Linked DNA regions of Homo sapiens: region 1 is linked to region 2. A link is an interaction called in ENCODE POLR2A ChIA-PET data of the cell type or tissue named here. Cell type or tissue: endothelial cell of umbilical vein. All regions are shown on one strand. Links, peaks and the distances in the headings refer to the core of each region. The heading gives the core; the rest is flanking DNA.

Region 1 (2,913 bases), core at 142-2,641, 450 kb before region 2:
GGACCCAACTATGAGTCTACTGACTCACAATGTGAGGCAGGTGGGGTAACATAACATTATCTTTTTCTTTTCTTTTTTTTTTTTTTGAGACAGGGTCTGGCTCTGTCACTCAGGCTGGAATGCAGTGGTGCCATGCTGGCTCACTGCAACCTCTGCCTCCTGGGCTCAAGCAATTTTCCCACCTCAGCCTCCCAAGCAGCTGAGACTACAGGTGCACGCCACCACACCCAGGTAATTTTTATGTATTTTTGGTAGAGATGGGGTTTCACCATGTTGCCCAAGTTGGTCTCGAACTTCTGGGTTCAAGCAATCCTCCAGCCTTGGCCTCCCAAAGTGCTGGAAAAACAGGCGTGAGCCACCACGCCCGGGCACATTCTCTATCTTGATAGGGTTTTGGGTTTTGCTGATGCATGTACTTGTCAAAACCCAGTGAACATGTACTTAAAATGTGTACATTTCTTTGTATGTAAACTTTCCACCAAGAGGAAAAGCTATAAAGAAATACTTAACACCAGTTAATGATGTACATATTGAAATATTTAAAGATAAGTATACAGATGTCTATAGTTTACTTTGAAATGTGTACAAAATAAGAGGTGGATAGATAAATAAAGGAGTGGATAGATGAATAGATTTGTGATGATTAAACAAACATAGTTTAAAAAAAGATGGGCTGTGTGCTGTGGCTCATGCCTGTAATCACAGCACTTCGGGAAGCTGAGGTGGGTGGATCATGAGGTCAGGAGTTCGAGACCAGCCTGACCAACACGGTGAAACCCCATATCTACTAAAAATACAAAAATTAGTTGGGCGTGGTGGCACATGCCTGTAATCCCAGCTACTCACAAGGCTGAGGCAGGAGAATCGCTTGAACCCGGGAGGTAGAGATTGCAGTGAGCCGAGATCATGCCACTGCACTCTAGCCTGGGAGACACAGCAAGACTCCGTCCCCCCCAAAAAAAAAAAGGGGAAGATGCAGGCTGGATGCGGTGGCTCATGCCTGTAATCCCAACACTTTGGGAGGCCAAGGCGGGCAGATCACTTGAGGTCAGGAGTTTGAGACCACCCTGGCCACCATGAGGAAACCCTTTCTCTACCAAAAATGTAAAAAATTAGCTGGGTGTGGTGGCACACACCTGTAATCCCAGCTACTCGAGATGCTGAGGCAGGAGAATTGCTTGAACCCGGGAGGCAGAGGCTGCAGTGAGCTGAGATTGTGCCACTGCACTCCAGACTAGGCGACAGAGTGAGACTCCGTCTCAGAAAAAAAAAAATAGATGTATTTGGAGGTGGGTAGTAGTGGAGGGGGTGGTCTGTCACCCGTACAGTGCAATCATAGCTCACTGCAGCCTTGAACTCCCAGGCTCAAGTGGGCCTACTGCCTCAGCCTCCTGAGTAACTGGGACTACAGGCATGTGCCACGACACCCAGGTTTTGTTTTTTTTTTTTTTCTTTTTGTAGCGACAAGGTCTCACCATGTTGCCCACACTGGTGTTAAACTCCTGAGCTCAAGCCATCCTCCTGCTTCAGCCTCCCAAAGTGCTAGGATTACAGGTGTGAGCCACTGTACCTGGCTACAAGTTTTTTGTTTTTTTTTGTTTTTTTTTTTTTTTTTTGAGACGGAGTCTTGCTCTGTCGCCCAGGCTGGAGTGCAGTGGCGCAATCTTGGCTCACTGCAAGCTCCACCTCCCGGGTTCATGTCATTCTCCTGCCTCAGCCTCCTGAGTAGCTGGGACTACAGGCGCCTGCCACCATGCCCAGCTAATTTTTCTGTATTTTTTTAGTAGAGACGGTGTTTCACCGTGTTAGCCAGGATGGTCTCGATCTCCTGACCTCGTGATCCGCCCGCCTTGGCCTCCCAAAGTGCTGGGATTACAGGCGTGAGCCACCGTGCCCGGCGGCTACAAGTATTTTTATTTTTTTTTTAATATCAGGAACACACGATCGATTGATTGATTGTTGAGACAAGGCCTGGCTCTGTTGCCCAGGCTGGAGTGCAGTGGCACAATCTCAGCTTACTGCAACCTCTGCCTCCCAGGCTCAAACCATCCTCTGATCTCAGTCTCCCAAGTAGCTGGGACTACAGGTGTGCACCACCACGCCCAGCTAATTTTTGTATTTTGGGTAGAGACAGGGTTTTGCCATGTTGCCCAGTATGGTCTCGAATTCCTGGGGTCAAGCAATCCTCCCGCCTCGACCTCACCAAGTGCCGGGATTACAGGAGTGAGCCACTGCATCTGGGCACAAGTATTTTAAAAAGGTCCTCGGATGGATTAAACAAACCGTGGTCCATCCATACCATGGACTACTACTTAGCAATAAAAAGGAATAGACTATTGAAATACACAAGAGTTTGGAGAATTATGCTAAGTGAAGAAAGCCAATCCCAAGGATTACATGCCCTATGATTCCATTTATATAGCATTACTGAAATGATGAAATTCTAGAGCTGGAGAAGAGACTAGTGGCTGACTGGTATTAGGGATGGGGAGGAGGGAAGAGAGATGGGTATGACTATAATGGGCAGCATTAGGGATCTGTGAGGTAGTGGAACAGTTATCTTGATTGTGATGTTGGATACATAAACCCATATGTATGATGAAACTGCACTAAACCACACACACACACACACACACACACAAATGGGTGCATGTGAAAGTGATGAGATCTGAATATGGTCTATGGATGGTACTAACAGCACCCATGCCAATTGCCTCATTTTGCTATTGCACTGTAATTATGTAGGATGTACCACTGAAGAAAACCGGGCGAAGGTACAAAGGACCACTCTGTGGGCTAGTCTTACTGTACAGAAGTAAGTAGAAGCAGCGAAATTTGTTTTTTGCATTTTTTGTAGAGACGGAGTTTCGCCATATTGCCCAGGTTGGTCTCTAACTCCGGAGCTCAAGTGAT
Region 2 (2,913 bases), core at 90-2,589:
GCCAGGCTGGAGTGCAGTGGCTTGAACTTGGCTCACTGCAACCTCCACCTCCCGGCTTTAAGCAATTCTGCCTCAGCCACCTGAGTACCTGGGACTACAGGCGAGCGCCACCACGCCCAGCTAATTTTTGTATTTTTAGTAGAGACAGGGTTTCACCATGTTGGCCAGGATGGTCTCGATCTCCTGACCTTGTGATCTGCCAGCCTCGGGCTCCCAAAGTGCTGAGATTAGTGGTGTGAGCCACCACCCCCACCCTATTTTCTTTTTCTTTAAAGACAGCGAAAGGAAATTTCATTCTGCTTAGTCTGGGAGTTAATTAAATCTGATCTATGTGTTTGAAAGAGCATAACTTAAAGAAGTAAACTAGTTAGGCACATTTGAAGAAACATGTATAGAATATGTTTTGTATTTGCTGTTCAGTAAGTAGAACTATTTGATAGTGAAATAGATATATGTACTTTTCTGTCCCTTTGCATGCAAATGCAGGGAACATTTTCCTATCCGTACCCATTATTGGAATTATGAAAAGGCAGAGCATATGAGTACAGTTGTTCCTTGGTATCACTGGAGGATGGTTCCAGGCCTCCTGCAGATATTGAAATCCAAGGACGCTCAAGTACCTTATACCGTATAAAATGGTGTCGTATTTCCATATCATCTGTGCACACCCTTCCGAATTCTTGTCTTCTCTAAAATACTTGTGATACCTAGTACAGTGCCTACATATCAGTTCATTCATGTGGATTCACTGTAGTACTTGGCATATGTCAAACTTAACTTTTGCTTTTTGGAACCTTATGGAACTTTTCTTTCTGAAAAAAAATTTTTTATTATGGAGACAGGGTCTCGCTCTGTCATCCAGGCTGGAGTGCAGTGGTGCAGTCATAGCTCACTGCAGCCTCAGTCTTCTGGGTTTGAGAGTTCACTGAAGCCTCCACATTCCGGGTTCAAGTGATCTTCCCAGCTGGGCTTTCCAAAGTGCTGGGATTAGAGTTGTGAGCCACTGTGCCTGGCCTTGGGATTCTTTTTTTTTTTTTTTAACGCTCTCGGATGAGTCATGCTTTTAAAAAGGCCAAGTATATCATGGGTCCACTATGAAATAATAGATGTAATAGCCAGTAATGGTGTGTTAGTAGTCCTAGTTGTGTGTGTATAATTATTAGTAGTTCAAGTTATTTAAATAAAAACAAAAAATTAGAAAGTGTAAGGCAGAAAAGAAAAAATATTCCCTGGGCTGTTCTAGTAGGTGGAGTAATAATACCAAAGAAAGAGAAGATACTGTTGCTTAGTATGTGATAAGGAAGGCATGCTTGATGTTGTCAGTCATTTTAAAATACTTTACTTATTCTTGGTTGAAATGGCCAGTAGCACTTTTTTTTTTTCCACTAGTGTCTTGTATTTCGAAGTTTCAGATGGAGACCTTGGTTCCTTAGAAGTTTGTGGTGTTCAGCCGGGCGCAGTGGCTCACACTTGAAATCCTAGCCCTTTGGGAGGCTGAGGCAGGAGGATTGCTTGAGCTAGGAGTTCAGTACCAGCCTGGCAACATAGTGAGACACCGTCTCTAATAAAAAGTTTGTGATGTTCATAGATTAGATTTTCTTTTTTTTTTTTTTTTGAGACGGAGTCTTATTCTGTTGCCAGGCTGGAGTGCAGTGGTGTGATCTCGGCTCACTGCAACCTCTGACTCCCTGGTTCAAGCAGTTCTTCTGCCTCAGCGTCCCAAGTAGCTGGGATTACAGGCACGCACCACCTCGCCCAGCTAATTTTTGTATTTTTAGTAGAGACAGAGTTTCACCATGTTGGCCAGGATAGTCTTGATCTCCTGACCTCATGATCTGCCCACCTTGGTCTCCCAAAGTGCTGGGATTACAGTCATGAGCTATTGCGCCTGGCTGCTGCTGCTGCTGCTGCTGTTGTTGTTGTTGTTGTTGTTTGAGACGAAGTCTTGCCCTGTTGCTCAGGCTGGAGTGCAGTGGCACAATCTTGGCTCACTGCAACCTCTGCCTTCTGGGTTCAAGTGATTCTCCTGTCTCAGCCTCTTCATCACCTTGGCCAGGCTGGTCTTGAACTCCTCACCTTAGGTGATCTGCCTGCGTCGGCCTCCCAAACTGCTGGATTACAGGCATGAGCCATTGTGCGTGCCCCATAGATTTTCTTACACAGAAGTAGAGAGAATAGGGTAATGAGTCCCTGGGTATACATCACCCAGCTTCAACTGTTCCCACCCTTTTTTTTTTTTGAGAGACAGAGTCTCACTCTGTCACCCAGGCTGGAGTGCAGGGGCACGATCTTGGCTCACTGCAACCTCAGCCTCCCGAGTTCAAGCGATTTTCCTGCTTCAGCCTCCCAAGTAGCTGGGACTACAGGCATCCGCCACCACACCCGGCTAATTTTTGTATTTTTTAGTAGAGACAGGGTTTCACTATATTGGCCAGGCTAGTCTCGAACTCCTGACCTCGTGATCTGCCCGCCTCGGCCTCCCAAAGTGCTGGGATTACAGGCGTGAGTCACCGCGCCCAGCCCCGCCCTTTTATTTTTAGGGCACAGGGTTGGGAGGCTGGCATATTTAAAAGCAAATCCCAGATACTGTCATTTCAAATACTTCAAGCATGTCTGTGATAAATACTTTTTAAAAACTAGAAGGTTTTTTTTGTTTGTTTTTGTATTTAAATGTATAATCTTTCTTTTGCAAGTAATTCTGACACTAAAAAGAAAAACATAAAAAAATTCTTTCTTGCCACCTTTTCTTGATATATCAGTCTCAGATTATAAATTTGTAGCCATGCTCTAAGCTTTGCACAGAGTGAATGCTTTGTAAATATTTAAATAAACTAATTTAGGTATTGAACAGGAATTAACATTTCAGTGTTGCAAACCATAAACCCCCTTTTAGACTCATAGGTAAATATTTTT

The links. ChIA-PET counts read pairs that join two places held together with the same protein. Peaks named below come from ENCODE experiments on the same cell type or tissue, not always from the same donor. Only the 100,000 strongest peaks of a DNase experiment are listed, where the experiment ranks them.
Region 1: POLR2A ChIA-PET joins it to region 2 with 14 read pairs; 2 of 35 experiments call an interaction of 5 or more read pairs at or near these places.

What each region holds. Positions count from the first base shown.
Region 1 is chr16:75,049,574-75,052,486 of GRCh38, reverse strand. All of the region lies in intron 1 of ZNRF1 (zinc and ring finger 1), which reads right to left. Among named protein-coding and RNA genes, the nearest start is that of ZNRF1, 52 kb to the right of the region's middle. In endothelial cell of umbilical vein, for the core only: no CTCF peak of the experiment used is centred there; no DNase peak of the experiment used is centred there.
Region 2 is chr16:74,602,111-74,605,023 of GRCh38, reverse strand. All of the region lies in intron 1 of GLG1 (golgi glycoprotein 1), which reads left to right. Among named protein-coding and RNA genes, the nearest start is that of GLG1, 3.5 kb to the left of the region's middle. In endothelial cell of umbilical vein, for the core only: no CTCF peak of the experiment used is centred there; a DNase peak (open chromatin) is centred at 1,093.